Regions from separate parts of the Homo sapiens genome. Here region 2 is linked to region 1. The links are chromatin contacts, found by Hi-C or POLR2A ChIA-PET in ENCODE. All regions are on one chromosome and are shown on one strand. The core of a region is the stretch at or near the end of the contact, and the rest is flanking DNA. Distances in the headings are between cores, read along the strand shown.

Region 1 (5,780 bases), core at 252-2,751:
AGCTAAGTCCAGAGTCCCCACCCATTCTGACTTTTGCCACAAACTCCCCAACTCTCAGAGGATCAGCTAAACTCCTGTGTGGCACAAGTGAGAAACTGATGGCCAGAGAGGGGCCAGTTACCCAGCAAGGCAGCAGCAGTCCCTAGGAGAAGAGCTGGTCCCCTGGCTGCCCATCCAGGGCTCTGGCCCCTGCCTCTTGTCCCCCTACCTGTGCAGAGGAGCACTGGTAAAAGCCCAGGCGTCAAACACTATCCCCCAGGCACTAGCTTGGCATATGCCCAAGCCCTGAGATCGCTTGTGGTTTCTGTCATTTCTCAGAGGGGCCGTCACTTCAGACTGAAGATGTAAGTACAAGATCATTCCTGGCAGCACTGTTCTTAGGAACAAAAATAACCCAAACTGCCCACAGTAGGGATTGGTCGGCCAAATTCTATTTCATTCATACATACAGCCCTGACACTGGTGATACAGAAGATTTAATGACCCAGGGACATGCTCGTGGTATATTCCACCAAAAAAGCAAATTCCAAAATTATGTCTATGACCCTAATTTTGAATATATGTTATTTATATCTATTTACATATAGCTATGTAGAGCGATGTGTGTGTATTAGATACATCACATATTAGACGTAATATTCATCAAAATGTTATAAGCAGTTATCTCTGAGTGGTAGGATTATGGATGGTTTTTACTTTTTTTATTGTACTTCCGTATTTTATTAATACAAGTCTTCTACAATAATACATATCACTATTCTTTTTGCTTCTGCCATCAGTTAATGAGTGTTATTTTAACAACTAAATTTGGGGAGTCTGTGGGTCAGAGAAAGTATAGAGAACTGGAGAGAAAAAATTGTAGGATAATTTAATAACGTCATGACAGAGCCAAGGAGGCAGGGTGTTGCTGTGGAAATACTGCCCGCTGGGGAGAGTCAGACAGCTTGGAAGGAGGCCCTGCCTAGCCCCCTATTTGCTGTCGGCCTGGGGCAAGTTGCTGATCAGTTTCCAAGCTTCAGATTCCTTAGCCGTCCTCTGGGAGCATGAACAATCCCCGATGCTGGGTGGATGAGAGGGCTGAATCTGGCCGCAGTTGTGGAAGTGGCTTCTGAATTGCGAATGCTTTTCTCAGGGGTGGAATTAGGATCTCTCAGCAAGGGGTTAAGGTGAAGGGGCTGGGGCGAGGGCTTTCCTAGACTGAGAAGATGAGGTCCACGTGGGGACTGGGCTCTGATCCCAACGCAGCTCGCCTGTTCCCGGGATCAGCCACACTCCTTATCTAGCAGACAAAAGGTCAGTTGAAAGCAATGGAGCTAGCCAAAGTGTCCTTTTCTTCTTGATGTGTAGACAGCCCGGATGGTGGGAGAAAGCCCTGGCTAAGCAAAGCCCCTAATATTTGCATTCAGAGCTTCCCTGACACCATCGTGACCCGTGGAAGGGGCCACCCCACCTCCTTCTTCCCAGGGGTCAGTCCTTGGAGGACAGGCAATCGGCTGCTTGCACGGCACCCCCTGGTGGTCAGAGCAGGGAAGACGAGAGTGCTCGACCCGTGCTGGCCACTCTTCCATCACAGGATGGGACAGGAGTGGGTGGGGAGGGGGGCAGAGTCCTTTGGAGGATTTGGCACCTCTTCCAGAGTTATTGTGACCATGGGACCTGCGTGAGCACAGCGTGTGTGGGAAGGGCCTGGCCCGGGGACAGGCTGACCTGGCTTCAGGGCCCTTCCCAGTCTCAGTCTCATTCCCAGGGTTAATAATACTGAGGTATTGATGTGTGGATCCGGCAGGTCACACCTGTCATGGGGTGATAGTGGGATCCCCAACCAGGATCTGCCCACCTGCAGGAAGGTGGTGGGAGGGGTCCCGGTGGGCAGGACAGGTGGGCCAGCAGGAGGGTTGCTGGAGGGAGTGCATGGGACAATCTTGGCATGGGCCCAGCCATAACAGGCGTGCAGTCATGGTAGTACAACTTCTTTTTCTTCTTCTTCTTCTTCTTTTTTTTTTTTTTTAGACAGGGTCTTGCTCTGTCACCCAGGCTGGAGCACAGTGGCACAATCATGGCTCACTGCAGCCTTGACCTCCCAGGCATGAGCTCCCTCCTTAGGCTCCTGAGCAGCTGGGTCTACAGCCACATGCCACAATGCCTGGCTATTTTTTTTTATTTTTAGTAGAGATGGGGTCTCGCTATGTTGCCAAGACTGGTCATGAACTCCTGAGCTCAAATGATCCTCCTGCCTTGGCCTCCCAAAATACTGGGATTACAGGCATGAGCCACCATGCCCGGCCAATGAATAAGTTTTCTTTGCTTCAAAAATCCATTTGCGTTTTTTTTTTTTTTTGAGATGGAATCTCACTCTGTCACCCAGGCTGGAGTGCAGTGGCACAATCTCAGCTTACTACAACCTCTGCCCACTGCAACCTCTGCCTCCTGGGTTCAAGTGATTCTCCTGCCTTGGCCTCCCAAGTAGCTGGGGTTACAGGCATGTGGAATCACACCTGGCTAATTTTTGTATTTTTAGTAGAGATGGGGTTTCACCATGTTGGCCAGGCTGGTCTTGAACTCCTGACCTCAAGTGATCTGCCCACCTCGGCCTCCCAAAGTGCTGGGATTCCGGGCTGCTTTTTAAATTGCAAAAGAAATATATGCATGTGGGAACAATTAAATTAATGCTCAGTTGTATAAACCAGAAAAATAATAGTTTCCTCTTCTTACACTCCTATCTTCTGGAAAATATCAGTACTAAACACTGTGGTTTAGCCAAGTATATAAATATATAAGCACATACATATACATATACATATACATATATGTATATATTATGTATGTCATAATCATTATTACATAACATGAATATGTTATATATATAATAATGATACGATATCTATACTCATACTTTTTTTTTCTATTTTACACACGTAAAACCATATCAACAATGAACATTTATCAATTGCTTACTATATGCCAGGGGCTGTCCTCAATGCTTTATTTGCATTAACTTACTTAGTCCTTGTGACACACAGTACTCAAAACAACCCTATGAGGTAGGAATTATTGTAATTCCCCATTTCTAGATAAGGAACTTGAGGCAGAAGTTGAGCGACTTGCCTGCAGGTGGTGCCAGAGCCTGGAATGGAAACCACACATGCTTTGCCATGTATGTTGTTCTGCAACTTGTTTTTTCCCCCTCTTGACCCTGTGTCATGGTATCTGAACATCTTTCCAAGTTAGCTGGTGAAGAGATACCTCATTCTTTTCCAAGACTGCAAAATGTAGTTATTGATAGCAGAATGCCTGCTTCCTGTAGGGTCTGGTGAGATCCTGAATGACACACTGGAGGGGGTTCATTCTGTGGATGGTGACCCCATTACTGACAGCGGCTCAGGGGCTGGGGCCTTCCTTGACATTGCTGAAGAAAAGGTGAGTAGATGGTAAATTTCATTTGATTAGTCAGTAGTAGGCTTGTTTGCTTATTTCAAACTTGGTGATGATTTTACTGAGCACCAGAGAGAACCACAAGGGTTTTGGTTGAATAGCATCAAGATTGCTTCTGTCCTCATGGTACAGAGGAGGTCAGAGTCCCAGGGCCACAGAGGCTCTCCAGGGATGCACAGGACTGGTGGGGGATATGCAGTGCAAGCTTGTCCTCACACTTGCCTGTGATGAGCGAGCGTCCAGGCCTCACCAATGCAACCCCGCCCTCCTGCTCAGTTGTGAAGGCACATAGCTTTATCAGCCCTTTGAGTCCCCTTCAAGACAGAATCAGATTAACTGCAGGTGTGTTCATGCTATTGTTTGGTAATTGGCTTTTACACCTGCAAAGCCAGTTTTTGAAATGCTGGGCTCCCTAGGGTGCAAAATTAAAGCATAAATAGTTTTCTCACAATGGCCCCTGCTGAAAACCCACAACGCCAGCTCATTCCTTCCCTTCTCCTGGGATGAAAACTTAAGACAGTTCTCACAGCTCTCTCAGTCACTATCTGGTAACAGTCAATTTTCACAGATATTTAAAAGTCAAGCCCAGCATAATATCAAAAATTCAACAAAATTACAAACACAGTTTCCCCCCTTCTATACTCAGGCCTACTGTAGACTAGGAAACTGCCAGGAAAGGGAAGCATGGTTAGGGGTTTCCTCTCTATTTTCTTACTTCTCTCTCCTCCTTATCCTCATGATCTCCCCATCCTCTAGAGCTATTTTTAACATCTGCAGGGGCTGGCCCACCTGGAGAAATGGACACAGTTGTACTTGGCTGGTCAAATTGTGATCTGGGCTTTTGGTGTGGAAGATGCCTGATTGTTGGAACTCTCTCTTATGGGGGCTTTTGTGGTTCCTGGGAGGTCTTCCTGCAGGGGACCTAGGATCAAAATTCCATAGTTTGCCTTGTAACTTCTGCCCGGGCTTCCACCCCATACAGGTTGCCCAGATCTTCTGCGTGGCTCTTTGAGTACAGCCCATTTCAGCCAGCTCCCTTTGGAGAGATTTTATCTTGTCTATCTCCAGCAAAACAACTGCAGGACAAATACCCCTCCCTTCTCCATCCCCCTCCCCTCCTCTCCCCTTTCCCTCTCACCTCCTCCTTCCCTCCTCTCTCCTTTTATTCCCTCCCTTCCTCTCCTCTCCTCTCCTCTCCCCTTTTCTCCCCTCCCCTCCTCTTCCCACTTCCCTCCTTTTCTCTTTCTCCCTCACCTCCCCCTCCTCTCCTCTCCCCTTCCCCTCTCTTCCTTTGTCCCTCTCTCCCAACTCTGAATCTAAAGGGCTCCCTCCTTTCACCTTTTGTCTCCCTGGAGAAAATCAGACACCAGTCCCTGAGCCTCCCAAATTCCAGGAAATACATACCCAGCTCACCAAATGGTTTGGAGTGAGTAGAGGGGAGGAGAAGAACCGCAGTACACTGAAAATTCTTTCCAAAGGAATTCTTGCTCTCCAGGCACTCAACCCCAAAATGAGTCCTGTATGGTTTCTTACACAGCCTAGAGGTAGGAGATGGGCAGGAGCTGGTAGAACGGGTGCCATTTCCTTGTTTTAGCATGGGGAGATTACCTGATGCCTGTGAAATTGCACTTGCCCTTTGGGGCTTTAGCTGACGCTGAGTTAGAAAGAGTCTCATTTTAACATCCTGGGACCTCAACTTTCCTCTAACTGTTTTTTGAGACAGTAATTCTGCAAGGATTTAATATATTTTATGAAAAAGGGGCTCTGTGGTCAAATGACTTTGGGAAATGCTGCACTCTACATTCCTCTTTTTATAGATTCTGAGAAATCCTGCAGCAAGGAAATCTTTTTAACTTTGATTAGCCTGGTGTTTTTTGTAACCAAAAGAACCACATTTTTGCAATAAATAAACAAGCTTTGGGAAATGAAGATAGAACATAGTTTGCTGTCACCAGCCCCAAAGCTGCTCTCTCTTTCCATTTCTCCCATTGCTATGAAACCTTCAGAGAATCTGCCTGTGCATTCCCAAAGGAAACTGAGTCACAGGGAGAGAGAAGAAGCAGGAATGTCTCTGTCTCCCAGCCTAGAGAAGGCTGAGGAGGACAGAGGTGCTGCCTACACATTTCTGAAGCATCTTCATGGGCAAAGACATTGTCTAATGCCTTCTGGATGGGTACATGGGGAGGTCACAGGGAGGCAATGGGTTTCAGTAGAAGTATCTAGAGCTAGACCAGGCTGACTCAGGAGCAGTGATTTCCGTGTTAATGGAGGTGCAAACCAATACTGGGAATCAAACACCAGACATAGGTGCCTGGGCAGTCTTTCCCATCCCTGGATTTATGAAACCA
Region 2 (5,780 bases), core at 1,937-4,436, 78 kb after region 1:
ATCCTGCAACTGACGTAGTAGTTAAGAAGAAAGTACTTAGGCAGATAGTGAGGGTACAGGAATCCTCAGTAAGGTTTTCCTTTTAATGAAAAGCAGCCCCAAAATCAAGTTCTTTCTCTTCTTCTTCTTCTTCTTTTTTTTTTTTTTTTGAGATGGAGTCTCACTCTGTCACCAGGCTGGAGTGCAGTGGCACAATCTCAGCTCACTGCAACCTCCGCCTCCCAGGTTCAAGCGATTCTCCTGCCTCAGCCTCCTGAGTGGCTGGGACTACAGGAGCATGCCACCATGCCCAGGTAATTTTTGTATTTTTAGTAGAGACAGGGTTTCATCATGTTGGCCAGGATGGTCTCGATCTCCTGACCTCATGATCCGCCCGCCTTGGCCTCCCAAAGTGTTGGGATTACAGGTGTGAGCCACCACACCCAGGCAATCATGTTCTTTTCTAACAAAGAGCAGCCTGTAAAATTGAGCTGCAGACATAGACAAGCAAGCTGGAAGCTTGCACAGGTGAATGCTGGCACTTGTGTCAATAGGAGAAGGCTACCTGGGACTAGGCATGATCAAAATGATGGCTCCATGTTCCCTTCTCTTTGCCAGCCACGTGTACAGTAAGGAGCAGACAAGATGGCGCTGGCCAAGTGGAAGGCCCATTTGCAGAATAAGATTAGGGTGGGGTGACCAGCCTTCCCCAAGTGCTATGTAAACGTCGCATCTGGTCAAACCAATCTGTGGGCCCTACTTAAGTCAGACACCGCCTCCTCAAGCCTGCATGCATATAAAATCTGCTGCAGGTTTTCCGTTTCAGTCACCTCTTCCTCATGAGAGGGAAGGCTGCTCTCCTCTCACCTTCCTATTGCCTATTAAACTTTCCGTTCTTTGACCCACTCACATGTGTCCCTGTCCTTAAACTTCTTGGTGCAAGATGACAAACTCCGAGACAATGTTGCTGCTTCACAACTGGTAGGGCACCTTGGGAATATTTAAATGAGGTAAGAGATGGTATTGGATCCATGTTTGAGAAAGATCAAGCAGGTTTTTTGTTTATTTGTGCACTCATTCAGAAATATTTCTTGAATAATAATTTGTACCCAGGATCATGTTTGGACTTGGGAGTACAAAGATAAATGATGCCCCCACTTTTCAAATCTACTAAGTCCATTCTAATGCCACAGACTGTTTCAAATCTCCTGTATATTTCCTGCCACCTGCTCTCCACCTCCTCAGAAACCCTACCAGTGGGGGACAAGCACATGCATGCAGTCCTTGTCTATCCTAACAGCTGGAGAAGTACTTTTCTGGTTACCCCTTGAGCTCCTGGTCCATCAAAACACCACTGAGCCTCCTCAAACCTCTTTGATAGCCACTAACTGATTTTCTCCTTTTGCTTTCCATCTTGTACTCCAATTTATAGGGCCGGTAAATAGAGAGATGCCTTGGTCTGTGTCTGAATTTTGGTCCTGCCACCTACTAACCATGTAATCATAGCCAAGCTACTGAAAAACTCCAAGTTACTGAAAATAGTCCTCCACACTCAGTCCTTCCCTGCAGCTCAGTTTCTTCATCTGTAAAAGGGGGACATTCATGGAAACTACTCTCCTTTCAGTTAATTTACAGGAAGCACTGGGAACAGCATTCTGGCCCCGTGTAAGCGTCCAATCAGTGTTTGCTATCTTTGGCCTGTTCCAGTTGTCTCTCAGTAGGAGCTGGGGGAAGGTCTCTCCTTCAACCATCCTAGCTGGTGTCTTCCAATCTGCCTGGCTTCTCTGCCTGTCTTCAGGCACAGGGCTGGGACTCAATGTATACATAGCAGTACAGCTCTGCCTGCTGTTGGTAAATATCCGTTGTCCCACGACCCCGAATGTCTGGACTATCCTGGCCCTCTGCTCCTGCCCTTCATAATCCAACAAGTAAAATGTTATCATCTGGCTCATTAGCGGCTGCTGACAAGAGGGCTGAATTCCTTCTGATAGACAGGCACACATGCCACAGCGACTGTTTAGTCATCTCATCATCCCCCTGCATGAGCCTGCTGGGGGCCCTGAGTTCCAAGAAGGACCCAGAGCACCCTGTTATCTGATATGTTTGTGGGAGGAAATTGCCTCCCTCTCCTCTCCTTCCAAACTTGTGCCTTTTCCTCTGGTCCTTCTCTTAGTGAGTGGCTCCACCATCCAGCCAGGAGCCTAGGAATCTTTTATTTATTCAACGATATTGACTAAGTGTCTCCTTAGTAATAAAAATAACAACAATAAACCATAAAATAAGTGCTAGGAAGCTCTGCAGAGTTGGGATATTTTTATGATGACTACTTTGATTTTTTTTTTTTTTTTTTTTTGAGACAGGATCTCACTCTTTAACCCAGGGTAGAATACAGTGGTGTGATCATGGCTCATTGCAGCCTTAATTCCTGGGCTCAAGTGATTCTCCCACCTCAGCCTCCTGAGTAGCTAGGACTACAGGTGTGTGCCACCAGGCCTGGCTAATTTTTAGTACATATACATATATATATATATGCATATGTACTAATATATGTATGTTTAGTACATATATATGTTTGTAGAGACAAGGTCTTGCAATGTTGCTCAGGCTGGTCTTGAACTCCTGGCCTCACAAAATTCTCCTGCCTCGGCCTTTCAAAGCGTTGCACGTGGTGGTCTTCCCTTGAGGCAATGTGGTGCTGGCTCTTTTCTTATCTTCCCTAGGACTGTTGCTCACATCTCCTGGCCTCTACAGTTCCATCTCCTCCAGTTCATTCTCCACACCAGGGGAGAGAGCTTTCTAGAAAGCCTGTCATACTTAGTGTTTTGATTTGAGTTTCCCTTTAGAGGAGGATTCATTAATTTCTCTGCAAGGCGATCCCAAGAAACAAGGTAAGAGAGCAGAGAAATGAGACAGGGATGGGAAGGAAGATTTTAAAGGGTGCATCTAGTTCTCACTGTGAGTGACTAGATCACACTGTCCTCTTAAGGGTTCTGGGAGCCCGTGCAGTCTGGCACCTCAGAGTTTCCAACCAAAGGGACAAGGATGTTATGGTCTTCATACACCAACCCCTCTCAGTCTTTGAAAAACAGGAGGGCGAGGCACTGGATGAGATTCCAGTACTTCTGGCCTGCTGCACACGACAGAGTGGGCTCAGCTGCCACAGAATGCTCTCAGGCAGACACGTGGATGCTGGCAGTGGGAACTTGGGGGTTTATGGGCGGGGCACCCCAGAGACTGCAGTATCAGGCCCAATCTAGCAGGAAGTCACACAAGGTTTACTTCAAGATAACACTTTGAGCTTACAATACTTTCCTCAAACCTTACTGAAATGATAAAAACAACAGAGAAAAAACAAAAAACAAACAAAAAAAGACCTGCAACCCCTTGTTAAAAAAGGAAGAACTATCTCAACCTGGCAGAAACTTTGAGGACTTTCTGGAAGATAGAAACCTGCTATGATTGGCTATCCTATAACCACAGCAGCAAAGGCAGGGCCTGTCTTCGAGTCCCTCCTGAGGCTGATAGCCACAGGAAAGTGCCAGTAGAGGCTGAAACAGAAATAAGCTGGGAAAAGGCTGGGGGGAAGCTCATAGAGACTTGTGCAGTTGCTGACAGCACCCAGAAGACCTATCAGTCCTTTCAATGTGGGCTTTCATATTTATGAACATCAGTACAGAACAACAAACACCAATTAATCATTTGAGGAGATCTAGCAGCCTCCAAAAGGGAATCAACAGTTAATCAGAGCCAATGGCTTCTGTTTCGAAAGAATGATTACAGAAAACAGGAGATAACTTTTAAAGATTCAAATTTGTATTTTCATCCAACTCCACTGGAAACAAGGAAAAGAAAGCAAATTGGTATTCTCAGTAAAATTTCAGAGAGTAAAAGAAGCATGAAATGAAATACTGGGAGAATAAGAAACAGTCCTTGAAAATAAAAGAACGACTGTATCACCAGAATAAAATAGAACTACAGCATATATGCTACTGAAACCTGATTTAATGAATTGTTAGATCAAAAGAATTAATATAATTGCTCAAAGGACACAGACAAAAAGATAAATTCATGAAATAAAAGATGAGGGAAGGAGATAGACATAATGTTTCAATATTTATATAACAGGAGTCACAGAATAAAAGAGAATATTAGATGGAAGAGAAGTACCAGTGAACAAAAGAAGTTTGGTGCGGTGGCTGGAGCCTGTAGTCCCAGCTACTTGGGAGGCTGAGGCAGGAGGATCTCTTAAGCCTGGAAGTTCAAGACCAGCGGAGCAACATAATGAGACACTATCCCCATCAAAATATAAATATAAATAAATAAATAAATAAATGAAAGAAAATTTCCTGAGCTAAAGAAGGAGCATAATCTGTAGATTGAAATGATTCACTGAGTCCTGGGCAGAATTGTTGCAAAATATCCACCTGTGTACATTTCTGGTAAAGTTTATGCATTTCAGTAACGATGTAAAATCCTACACACTTCTATATAGAGAGCAATTCAGATTGGCATTGGAGTTCTTATTTGCAATATTGAAAATTAGAAGACAATGGGGTAAAGTATAAATAATCCCGTGGATTAAGAATTATATTAAAATTTCACAGCCAACCAAACTTTCATGTATGGGAACAAAGAGAGACATTTTCAGAAGTGTCAAAACTCAAAATTATAGCATCCAGGTGCCTTTTCTGAAAAACAGACTTTGTGGAAGGATTATAACCAAATGGAAATTAACCAGGAATTAGTATTTCACAAAGCAGAGGATGTGATGATAGAAATCTAATGAGAAACAAAGTCAAGATCACTTACGGTTATATCCAAATCAATTTTCCCAACGTGTAGTATTTTTACCACATATGGATTGAGATGGTTTTTACTGTAACAGTTATATATTTATTTCAATAGTTGTTAGGAAAATATAGGTAGATACTAAATCCATAATTTCATATTTATTTGTATTTAATATAAAGTAAGTATTTAAGTTTTAAAAAGTGGGCTGGTTGAAAGGAAAGTATTAGGTAAGTAATAGTACAAATGATACATTGTAGTGTAGGTGATAGACAACTGACTGAATTTTCGGAAATGTTGAGCCGAATAATTGTCAATAACGTGGTTGTAAAATACATTCCAGACTTTACCCAACTGTGATGATAAAACAGGTTTGTGTTTCTTCTAAAACTTAAATTACAGGGCTGATGCCCTAGGTACAAAATTAGCACAAAGTCATCTTCTTCTCTCTCAAATATTCTTCAAAAATTATTCCTTCAAATATTCTAGGCTTGCTTCTATTTGCCCAGGAATTAGTTCAGCTCATTGTTTATCTGTGGGTACCTCCTGGGAGAAGGGAATTCCAGGATGTCCCCTGTGGCTAGATTCACTTCCCTGGTGTCAACACTCCATTGGCAGTAACTGCCCAGCTGGTGTTTTGGGGCACTCCGCTGAAGTCATGGTGATCTTGAAGAGATGTTCTGGTGGTCCTGTCCCCCAAACCATGTCAGCTGCCACTGATACAGTTCTCTGCCAATCGATTCCACAGTGCTTTCTTGTAGTTCAAGAATGTTTGCCTCTTCTCACAGCGCTGCGCTTGTTTAAGATGCCCACAGTAAAACTGCCTGGTCTCAGTGTTACAGCTCTTAAATAGCACAGCATTTTCTGTTCATCTATGCACTGTAGTTTTCTTCAAGACATCTCCCCAAGCAGGAGAGAAGCCGGCTTAGAAGTTCTACAATTAATTCTATTCTGTGTTCACCTCAAACATTTCCCGGACTGTGGTGATGAGTGTTTTGGTGTCCCGCAAAGCA

The links. Hi-C counts contacts between places; a loop is a spot of excess contacts on that map. ChIA-PET counts read pairs that join two places held with the same protein, here RNA polymerase II (POLR2A). Pooled maps may share reads with other maps.
Region 2: a loop to region 1 is called in a map of K562, with 6 times the contacts of the local background. The contact joins two enhancer-like sites. A Hi-C loop is called at or near these places in 3 of 168 maps with a recorded cell type or tissue (K562, OCI-LY7 and posterior vena cava) and 3 of 50 pooled maps. POLR2A ChIA-PET finds 5 or more read pairs at or near these places in 8 of 52 experiments (CD4-positive, alpha-beta T cell, GM12878, K562 and 5 more).

The regions. Positions count from the first base shown.
Region 1 is chr9:98,997,535-99,003,314 of GRCh38, forward strand. COL15A1 (collagen type XV alpha 1 chain) reads left to right here. Exons shown (of 42, transcript NM_001855.5): 7 at 3,305-3,417. Among named protein-coding and RNA genes, the nearest start is that of COL15A1-AS1, 56 kb to the left of the region's middle. RefSeq lists enhancers at 759-1,515, 1,516-2,271. Within about 2 kb of position 1,502, at least 17 of the 41 ENCODE cell types and tissues checked have a DNase peak (open chromatin) inside an H3K27ac peak, as active enhancers do.
Region 2 is chr9:99,073,570-99,079,349 of GRCh38, forward strand. No RefSeq gene overlaps it. Among named protein-coding and RNA genes, the nearest start is that of TGFBR1, 29 kb to the right of the region's middle. RefSeq lists a cis regulatory region at 1,555-2,273. Within about 2 kb of position 3,187, at least 9 of the 41 ENCODE cell types and tissues checked have a DNase peak (open chromatin) inside an H3K27ac peak, as active enhancers do.